Linked DNA regions of Homo sapiens: region 2 is linked to region 1. Evidence: read pairs that join two places in POLR2A ChIA-PET (ENCODE). Cell type or tissue: Panc1. All regions are shown on one strand. Links, peaks and the distances in the headings refer to the core of each region. The heading gives the core; the rest is flanking DNA.

Evidence for each region. Peaks named below come from ENCODE experiments on the same cell type or tissue, not always from the same donor. Only the 100,000 strongest peaks of a DNase experiment are listed, where the experiment ranks them.
Region 2: POLR2A ChIA-PET joins it to region 1 with 8 read pairs; 3 of 35 experiments call an interaction of 5 or more read pairs at or near these places.

What each region holds. Positions count from the first base shown.
Region 1 is chr15:59,510,151-59,515,535 of GRCh38, reverse strand. FAM81A (family with sequence similarity 81 member A) reads right to left here. Exons shown (of 9, transcript NM_152450.3): 7 at 1,112-1,247. Among named protein-coding and RNA genes, the nearest start is that of FAM81A, 75 kb to the right of the region's middle. RefSeq lists an enhancer at 208-277. In Panc1, for the core only: no CTCF peak of the experiment used is centred there; no DNase peak of the experiment used is centred there.
Region 2 is chr15:59,314,911-59,320,295 of GRCh38, reverse strand. All of the region lies in intron 1 of MYO1E (myosin IE), which reads left to right. Among named protein-coding and RNA genes, the nearest start is that of MYO1E, 55 kb to the left of the region's middle. In Panc1, for the core only: no CTCF peak of the experiment used is centred there; no DNase peak of the experiment used is centred there; H3K27ac peaks cover 3,410 bases.

The DNA of each region.
Region 1 (5,385 bases), core at 294-5,293:
CTCCAAGCTGTAAGTGGGTTATGGCATGATACTCCTCTCTTGATGGTGCTCAATGCAGAGTCTGCAATTCAACAGCTCCACATCTGGAGAGAGCAGAGTCAGAGATGTACTGCACCAGTCATTTCAGCTCAATCATCAATATCCAACAAGAGGAAACAGTACAAGAAAAGGGAAGGGAGACAGAGATGTCATGCTAAACAATGAAAACCAATGAAACTTTGCTTGCCAGGTACTGGTTTGGGAGCATAACAATTTTGAATACTACATATGCAAGACTTTTTTTTCTTTTTTTGAGATAGAGTCTCACTCTGTCGCCCAGGCTGGAGTGCAGCGTGCAGTCATACCTCACTGCAGTTTTGACCTTCCTGGGCTCAAGGTGGATTCAGGCTCAGCCTCCTGAGTAGCTGGGACTACAAGCGTGTGTCACCATGCTCAGCTAATTTTTGTGTTTTTTGTAGAGATGGGGTTTCACCATGTTTCCCAGGCTGGTCTCGAACTCCTGGGCTCAAGCGATCCTCCCGCCTCAGCCTCCCAAAGTGCTGGGATTACAGGAGTGAGCCACAGTGCCCGGCACAAGACTTTCTTGATATCGTTTTTGAGCAGTTCTACAAACCTTAGCTCTGTGAGAGACTGGGATGAAGGAGAAGGAAAATGGGGAAAAAAATGGTGGATTCTGTTTACATGTTGCACTGTGGTATCTCACATGTAGCTACAGTAGAATGGTGTGATCTGGAGACAGAAATCTATTCAACACCAGGCAAAAAAGCAAACCCAGATCAAGAAATTAAAACAAACAAGAATGAAGTTGGTGATTCTTAGTTTTATGTAGAAACGAAGATGAACAATTTGGATCATTAAGGTTTTAGCTTAACTTCATCTTAACTGAAAGTACTGAAATTTTCTACTTAGTCTTTGTTAACCAAAACAAGTCAGAGTGTTCTATGTCTTTATGAAGAATACAAAGCATCAATATGGAACTATGGAAATGGATTTTAAGGCAAGAAACAATTGAACAGCTAAATCAGTGATAAATTACTAGGTATTATTATTCAAACAGTGTAGGCCCCCACTGAATAACTTTACTAAATTTTTGCTAAACATCAATACCTACACTGTTTTCCTTAACAATCAAGGAAAGCTGATCAATTTTCTGTAAAAGCTCTTTTTCTATCCGTTCTTGTTCCTGTTGCAACCAACTCCGTGCAGATAATATCTGGTTACTGAGTTCCTCAACTGTACCTTTAAATCTAAAAAAAAAAAATTGCAAGTTAGATGTAAAACAGTTTATTTTTTATTTTTTTTATTTTAAGTTCCAGGGTACATGTTGAGGATATACAGATTTGTTACACAGGTAAACATGTGCCATGGTGGTTTGCTGCATCTGTCAACCCATCACCTAGGTATTAAGCCCTGCATCTATTAGCTATTTTTCCTGATGCTCTCCCTTGCCCCCCCCATGCCCCCAAGCCCCAGTATGTGTTGGTCCCCTCCCTGTGTCCACATGTTCTCATTGTTCAGCTCCCACTTATAAGTAAGAACATGTGGTGTTTGGTTTTCTGTTCCTGTGTTACTTTGCTGAGGATAATGGCTTCCAGATCCATCCATGTCCCTGCAAAGGGCATGATCTCATTCCTTTTTATGGTTGCACAGTATTCCATGCTATATAAGTACCATATTTTCTTTATCTAGTCTATCATTGATGGACATTTCGGTTGATTCCATATCTTTGCTATTGTGAACACTGCTGCAGTGAACATACGTATGCATGTATCTTTGTAACTGAATGATGTATATTCCTTTGGGTATATGCCCAGTAATGGGATTGCTGGGTCAAATGGTATTTCTGGTTCTAACAATTTTTTTTAATGACATCATACAATATCAATTTCCAACTATCATATTTCTGGTATATATGCCAACATTAAACTAGGCTCAATCAGAATTACATATTTTCCTTTTCTTAGAATTGCACTTAGCACTAACATGGGAAGCTGGTAAGGCGGGAGAATACAACAGATAAACCATCTGATTGTGCTTCCTACCCACGAGGAGTACGCGGCACAGGCACTGAGGTGACACAGCGACACAGAGCTGGGCCAGCCACAGACCCCGGCAGTTCCGAGGGTCCACGATACTCCTGGCTCAGAGGACACAGTGTCTCTCATCTCCTCTTCTAGGGTCCCCTTCTTCCCCAGGCTCTTCCTCCTAGTCCCTTTTATCTCTTGGGACTAGAACCTGGCTCCCTTTCTCTCTAACGTTCCCCAAATTGCCCTTGTCCTCTATGGATATTTCCTAATGTAAATCAAAAGAAAAATTGAAAGAAAAAAATAAAACCCTCCCATCCTTCCATTCCTCTCCCTTCCCAAATTCCTTATAACTGTCCATACCTGCTACCTCCCTCTTAATTACTTCTTTCCAGTTTTTATTATAATATGTAATAAAATACAGAAGAATGTATGTGATGTAGACATGTGACTTAAATAGTGATAACATGAACACCCATTGTAGTAGAGCTACCACTTGTCCTGCAATATCTGTTCTCTTCTTCTTCCTTATTAAGAAGCCCTCAAATGTTAACTGGGTACATGGCTGCCTAGCCAGAGACCACATTTCCCAGGATCCCTTGCAGCGAGATATAGCCTCATGATGCATCAAAGTCATAAGCACGCCTTTCCAGTCCTATCTTTAAAAACAAAGCTTCTGCCCTGGACTCTCTCCCTGTCCCAGGTGACTGGGAAGGGACGAGGACTGGAGCCTTGGAAAAACCACACTGAGTTGCGACTGCTGCCTGTCTCCTCTGGACCACTGATCTCCGCACTGTTATGTGAGAGCCAGCATGGAAGCTAGCCTGTACCCTAAGTACACAACCGTGAACCCCTGCCAGGTAAGACATGGAACACTGCCAGGACCTTAGAAGACCCAAGTGTACTTTGCGATCACCCCACAACCCAAGAAGTAACCATTAACTGGAACTTATTGTTCTTCATCATTTTATTCTATTGGTTTGGATCTTAAAACAGCATATTTTTCAGCATTGCTTTTTTTTTTTTTTTTTTTTTTTTTTGAGATGGAGTTTCGCTCTGTCGCCCAGGCTGGAGTACAGTGGTGTGATTTTGGCTCACTGCAACCTCTGCCTCTCAGGTTCAAGTGATTCTCCGGCCTCAGCCTCTTGAATAGCTGGGACTACAGGCGCGCACCACCATGCCCAGCTAATTTTTGTATTTTTGTACAGACAGGGTTTCACCATGTTGGCCAGGCTAGTCTCCCAAACTCAAGTGATCTGCCTGCCTTGGCCTCCCACAGTGCTGGGATTACAGGCGTTAGCCCCCTCGCCTGGCCAGCATTGCATATTTTTAAATTTTATACAAATGGAACGTACTAAAGTGTGAGTTTTCTACTCATTTTTCACTCAACATATGTCTGTGAGATTCATTCATGCTGATTTGTATAGCTGTAGTGAATTCATTTTCATTGTTGAATAATATTCAATTTTATGAATATACCACAGCTTATCCAGTCTTCTGTTGATGGACATTTGTTTTGGTTTGTTTTTATCCATCTTTGCTATTAAAAATAATGCTGTTATGGGCCGGGTGCAGTGGCTTACGCCTGTAATCCCAGCACTTTGGGAGGCCGAGGTGGGCAGATCACGAGGTCAGGAGATTGAGACCATCCTGGCTAACATGGTGAAACCCCATCTCTACCAAAAATACAAAAATTAGCTGGGCATGGTGGCACGTGCCTGTAGTCCCAGCTACTCGGGAGGCTGAGGCAGGAGAATCGCTGAACCCGGGAGGTGGAGGTTGCAGTGAGCCGAGATCAAGCACACTGCGCTCCAGCCTGGCGACACAGCAAGACTCCATCTCAAAATAAATAAATAAAATAAATAATAATGCTGTTACAAAAATACTGATACATAGCTCCTGGTTCACATTTGGGAGAATTTCTCTAGGGTCTGAACACGTCCAACTTTTCCAGAAAACACCAGACTGTTTTCTAGAGTGGTTGTACTACTTCACATTTTACTCAGCGCTATAAAGAGGTCCTGTTCCCCACATCCTTGCTAACACTTTCACATATCTGATGTGAACCCGTGTCCTTTGGATTTCTTCTAATGTTTGGAAATTATACCAATTTTATTCTTTTAGAATGGAAATTTTAATACACACATTTAATTTATCAAAGTCTAAAGTTATTCAATGTTTCTAATTTGATCCTGAAAAACTCCTAAGAATAATTTCAGAAATCTTCCTCCTCATTTAGATGTTGTCATTGACCTATATTTTAGTTGTGTTTTGATCCTCTGCAAATCTGACTTTAATATTACTGTTTGTTTAGATTTGCCCAATGTTCATCATATTCTTTGCTCATCCTTTCTTCTTATATTTTGGACCTTCTTTTTGTATTATTTTCTTTGTTTCTTCTTCGTTTTCTTTTTTTGAGATGGAGTCTCGCTCTGTTGCCCAGGCTGGAGTGCAGTGGCATGATTTCGGCTCATTGCAACCTCCACCTCCTGGGTTCAGGTGATTTCCAGCTACTTTCGTATTTTTAATAGAGACAGGATTTCACCATGTTGGCCAGGCTGGTCTTGAATTCCTGACCTCAGGTGATCTGCCCGCCTCAACCTTCCAAAGTGCTGGGATTATGGGCGCGAACCACCACATCCAGCCATGAAGGCTGTCTTTTTAAAATTCCATTAGTGTAGTTTTATTAGTACACTTTGAGTTCTTTTTTTTTTTTTTTTTTTTTTTTTTTTTTGAGACAGGGTCTCATTCTGTCACTTAGGCTGGAGTGCAGTGGCTCAATCATAGCTCACTACAGCCTCAACCTCCTGGACTCAAGCAATTCTCTTGCCTCAGCCTCCTGAGTAGCTGGGACTATAGGCATGCACAACCATATCCAGCTAACTTTGAGTTCTTATTTGTCTGAAACATCTTTATTTTTCCACTGGCTGACAATCAGACTCTCAGTATCTGAAGGTACCAGACCACCTTCTCACCCTTAATATGGCTGAGAAATCAGCATTGGTCTAATTTCTCTCTCTGCTTTAAGATCTTTCTATATTTATTTGGTGTTCTGTAGTTTTAGAGCACCAAACTGATGTGTCTAGACTTGGCTTTTTACTTATTCTACTGGAATGTAGTTGGCTTTCTTTTTTTTTTTTTTTGAGACAGAGTCCTATTCTATTGCCCAGGCTGGAGTGCAGTGGTGTGATCTCGGCTCACTGCTGCAACCTCTGCCTCCTTGGTTCAAGCAATGCTCATGTCTCACCCTCCCGAGTAGCTGGGATTACAGGCCTGTGCCACCATGCCTGGCTAATTTTTGTATTTTTAGTAGAGACAGGGTTTCACCATGTTAGCCAGGTTGGTCTGAAACTCCTGCCCT
Region 2 (5,385 bases), core at 245-5,244, 200 kb after region 1:
TGACGTTGGTTGTTTGATAGAAATAGCATAGAATCTGTAGATTGCTTTGGGCAGTATGGCCATTTTAACGATATTGATTCTTCCAATGGATGAGCATGGAATGTTTTTTCCATTCGTTTGTGTCATCTGTGATTTCTTTCAACAGTGTTTTGTAGTTCTTATAGTTGTCTTTCACCTCCTTGGTTAGATGTATTCCTAAGTATTTTAGTTTTTTTGCTATTGTCAATGGGATTGCATTCTTGATTTGGCTCACAACTTGAATGTCATTGGTGTATAGAAATGCTACTGATTTCTGTATGCTGATATTGTATCGTGAACTTCACTGAAGTCACTTGTCAGTTCGAGGTGGAGGAGTCTCTAGGGTGTTTCTTTCTTTGTTTGTTTGTTTGCTTTGAGACGGAGTTTTGCTCTTGTTGCCCAGGCTGGAGTGCAATGGCATGGTCTCGGCTCACTGCAACCTCTGCCTCTGTGTTCAAGTGATTCTCCTGCCTCAACCTCCTGAGTAGCTGGGATTACAGGCATATGCCCCCATGCCCGGCTAATTTTTTATTTTTAGTAGAGATAGGGTTTATCCATATTGGTCAGGCTGGTCTCAAACTCCTGACCTCAGGTGATCCGCATGCCTCGGCCTCTCAAAGTGCTGGGATCACAGGCATGAACCCCCGTGCCTGGCTGTCTCTGGGGTTTTTTAGGTGCAGAATCATAACATCAGCCAAAAAAAAAAAAAAAAAAAAAAAAAAAAAAAGGTAGTTTGACTTCTTTTCCTATCTTGGTGCCTTTTCTTTCTTTCTCTTGCCTGATAGCTCTGGCTAAAACTTCCAAGCCTGCTTATTTTTGAGCAGCTAAACTTACTAGAAATGTCAGGGCAATTGCATTATTTTATAATAATTATAAAATATGCATTTATTTTCTTTTCAAGGTAGAATACAGAAAAGTTATTACAGAAACTTCATGTTTGAACTAAATTTTCTTTTTTTCGTTTTTTCAGATGGAGACTTGCTCTGTTGCCCAGGCTAGAGTGCAGTGGCACGATCTCAGCTCACTGCAACCTCCGGCTTCTGGGTTCAAGCAGTTCTCCTGCCTCAGCCTCCCAAGTAGCTGGGATTACAGGTGCCTGTCACCATGCCAGGCTTTTTTTTGTATTTTTGGTAAAGATGGGGTTTCACCATGTTGGCCAGGCTGGTTTCAAACTCCTGACCTCAAGTGATCCACCTGCCTTGACCTCCCAAAGTGCTAGGATTACAGGCATGAGCCACCACACCCAGCCACTAAAATATATTTTAAAATGACACTTACCCATTCATACTGGTTCTGCTTCTCTAGCATGAGCCAGTCATGCAAGTCTTCTTAACCCACTGTCATGTCTTCTCTGAGGCTTAAAATGCCCAGTTTCTATAAGACAGGAAGTCAGATAGACCTGGGTTCAAGTCCAGCTTTGCAATTTACTCTTCGTGTAATCTTGAGTGACTTTCTCATTTTCCTCATCTTTAAAATGGGGATAATAACAACATCTGTCTCAAAGAGTTTTGTGAGGATTAAATTAATTGGTGCACGTGAAGTCCTTAGTACACTGCCTGGCAAACAGTAAGTACTCAATAAATGTTAGTATTTTTAGTCAACATTCTGGTAGGCTTCTACTACTCTCTACCCCCAAACTGCAGTAAAACAAAAACATCTTCCTCTTTTGTAACTTCCAAATGTCTATGACTGGCAATGCAAGTCTTCTAGACTAATAATTTTGAAATCTTTTTTGTTTTTTGGTTTTAATCTCTTGTATGATTTTCATGTCTGATCAGTTATCAAGTCTACCATCCTTTAGTCCTCCAGTTCTCATGACCACTTGCTTTGACAATTATAAAAACCACTACCTAGTTTGTTGTGTCTAGCATTTCCAGGACAGTGTGGTGGGAAAAGCAGGGGCTTTCATGGTAGTCTCCGTTGGGCTCAATTCTATTGCATACAGGAGTGTATGGGCAAGACATTGAAGCATTTCGAGACTTAGTTCCAGCACTAGGAAGATGGGACCTCCATGTCTGCCTCTTCTAGAGTGATTGTTGGGTAATGAGGTAGGATTGTAAGATAATGGCTGGAGAGGCCTGGGTATACCAGAGGCATTCATTAAATGCCATTTATCTTCCATTTCCCCTCTGGTTCGTCCTACATGTGGTGACCACATGCACTCATGAAATCGCAATTGTAATTACACAGTGTCTTGATTAAATATCCTCAGTGACTCCCCATTTACTGTTTAGGCAGATCTAAACTCTTCTGCCCCACTGAACTAGAGAACCAGGCTGAATGCGTTTGAATTCTGGCTCTATGACTTACTAGCTACCTTGAAACAAATTTCATAACCTTCTACCTCAGTTTCCACATCTGTAGAATGGAAGTGACAATAATTGTGCCTGCCTTATGAGGTTATGTAGCTCAATTGTAAATATTGAATTAGCCCACATGAAGGACTTAGAAAAGTTCCTGACTGTTTCACGCCCTCGCTCTGTCACACCAGCATTCTCTCCATCTCTTCTTCCATTGCTCATCTTTAGCACCCCTAGGCCCTGACAAGCCAGAAAATTTGTTCTCCTAAATCTGTCCCCCAGTTCTGCCTCCCTTTCTTACACAGGGTTTACTGTTCCGAAGAACAGAAATTCCACCTGTACCCAGACTTTCACACTAATATGGGGCAGTCCTGAAACTGAAACTATCAGCACTGCCCCTCTGATAACAGTTTGTATAGTCATACTAGGTTTGGCCTGAGTGGTCATCTTGCATATGCTACCACAAGAGCCTTCTTTATGGAGGTCTCTTGTTGCTGCTGTCTTCCCAAATCACTTTCTCTGTTGCGTTGCCCTTAGTGATTGTGAGTTTAGAGTTTACCCTAAGCATCCTACATGTTATCATGACTCATGCCAGATTAAATTCTACTTAGTTACCAGCTTTTGGCACCTTGTTCCAGGTTTCTTTAGGGAGGAGGGAGAAAAGGGTATGTCTTAGCATACACAGCTCTTATCAGACTGTTAGCATTGCTTGTTTACTTCTGTGTTTGCCTTATTGGACTGTAAGCTCTATGAGGGCAGGTAATGTGTGTGCCTTGTTCATCTCTATCTGCCAACTTATAGCAAAGTATCTGGACCATTAATTGGCATTCAATATTTATCGAGTAGATGGATGGATGATAGATAGACGGATAAAGATTGGAATGTACATGCCCCTTTTGGCATATACAAACATCAGGTGAACTTTTTTCTCTGCCTAGGGAGGAAGCTATTCCTAGCAAGAAGACAACTTAATACTCTAGATTATTCCTGGGCTACTGAGGTTACTAAATAAGAGCATCTTATTTAGCTCTGCTGCTGATAAGACCATGGGAAGTTATTTACATTTAGGAGTGGTATCTTACTAATACCAACTTTCACAGGTACTTGGGTGGATTCCAGATTTATTTCCCTGCTATAGTTGCATTATTTGCTTTGTATGATATCTTCCTTACAAAGCACAGTGTTTTCATAGAAATATTTTGAAAGACTTGCTAACGGATCCTGTAGACCTCACATAAATCCTCTGTGAAGTTCGCTATGGAAAGCAAGAGGATTGATGTCTAATCCGTACATGACAAGATAAATTTTATAATTGAAAGACCAGTTTATATGGGCAAGAAGTGATCAGACTTCCGAAAAATAAAAAATAAATAATGTAGGAAAGACAAATGTAAAAAAGCGTATGCAGTTATTTGGTCTTAATATCAGAATTCTTTCTGGCTTTTATTCATTTCCATTCGTTTTCTTTCTTTCTCTTCTCTCTATAATACTGCTATAATAGTGACTGCTGGGAAGAAAGAGTGCTGCCCACAAATTTTTTTGGCAGACTTGGGTATGAGTTAATTAGCATTTTGGCCTCCAGTCTGGAGAGCAGACCCTATTCTCTTTGTAATGGGTGCCGGCAAGGAAGCTTTTCAAAGCCAAGGGAAAAATGGCATCCACTCTGCTGTCAAGGACTTTTATGAGGGTCAAGTGGTATTGGCAAGAATTCAGGCCAGAATGATTTGGCTTCAGCAAAGAAAGCCACAGCCCTTGTGACAGGTTAGATTAGCCATAAACCTGGATACACTAAATTCTTCAGATGGTGAGAGATTGTTGCACTCTGGCCCAAGAATTTCTTGTATGCTTTTTCGGTTTTTGCAAGTGGAGGTTTGATGGTTTGACAGCTGCCCTTTCCTTACTTGCTCTGTCTCCTGCTGCTCAGGCTCCTTCTCAGAATCACCACGAGCCAAACCACTCTGGTACTTGTTGGCCCACGGGTGCCTCAGTGCAAAAGTATTCCTCAGTGTCTACAAAATGTTACAAAAACGTGTCTGAGTAAGCTGATGGATCGCAGCTTATTTGTCACTGAGAAAGTTCAAGTTAGTGCTCTAATTCCACCTTTGCAAGTTTTTATGCTAAGCCTCAGACAAATATAAACACCAATCTTAATCTAAGTGTGCTTATTTTAATATTTTTATTAACAGCAACAGCAGCAGCATTGGGGCATTATTTCCAAAGGCAAAGAATTCAAGGAAGAGGTTAATGTGATCATTTTAACTAATCATTGCACATACAAGAGCTCATTCAATCTTCCTCACAGTCTGATGAAGTGATATAAGTATCATGTCTGTTTTACAAATGAGGAAACTGAGGCACAGAGAGGTTAAGTAACTTACCCAGTGTTATTTCTTGGCAGATCAGAACTAGACTTTTTTTTTTTTTTTTTAATTTTTAGTTCTAGGGTACATGTGCAAGATGTACAGGTTTGTTACATAGGTAAACGTGTGCCATAGTGGTTTGCTTCACCTATCAACCCATCACCTAGGTATTAAGCCCAGCATGCATTAGCTATTTTTCCTAATACTCTCCCCCGCCCACCCTAACTAGTAGACCTTTCGTAAGACCCCTTCCAGTTCTGAGATTAAAATGTTTTACGTGGATGGGGATGGCAATCAGGTCAAAACATGTAGCCAAAGAAGTGAGTGGGAGAGAAACAGGTAGGAGTTGTGTACTAGTTAAGGCTTTTGGGGGCACATGTAATGGAAGCTATTGTTTAGGCAACACAGAGAACTTACTTAAAAAAATCATGGTCTGTTGCCTCACAACATCCAAGGAAGGGGAGAAGCCAGATAGCTTCAAAAAGCTCAAGTAAAGGAGACTTTGGGTCTCCTCTCCCCATCAGAAGCTGTAAGCTGGTGGCCCCCAGGCTCCATGAGGCCTGGAGATGTATTTATTTGGCCCATACGTTTATTAAAAATTGAGCTGGTGCTTAAAAATCAAAAGGTTACTCATGGAAATCCAGATTTCCAGCTTCTCTAGAAAAATCAGACCAGGCAACCTTGAGGCCTCATTCCTCCTGCCACCC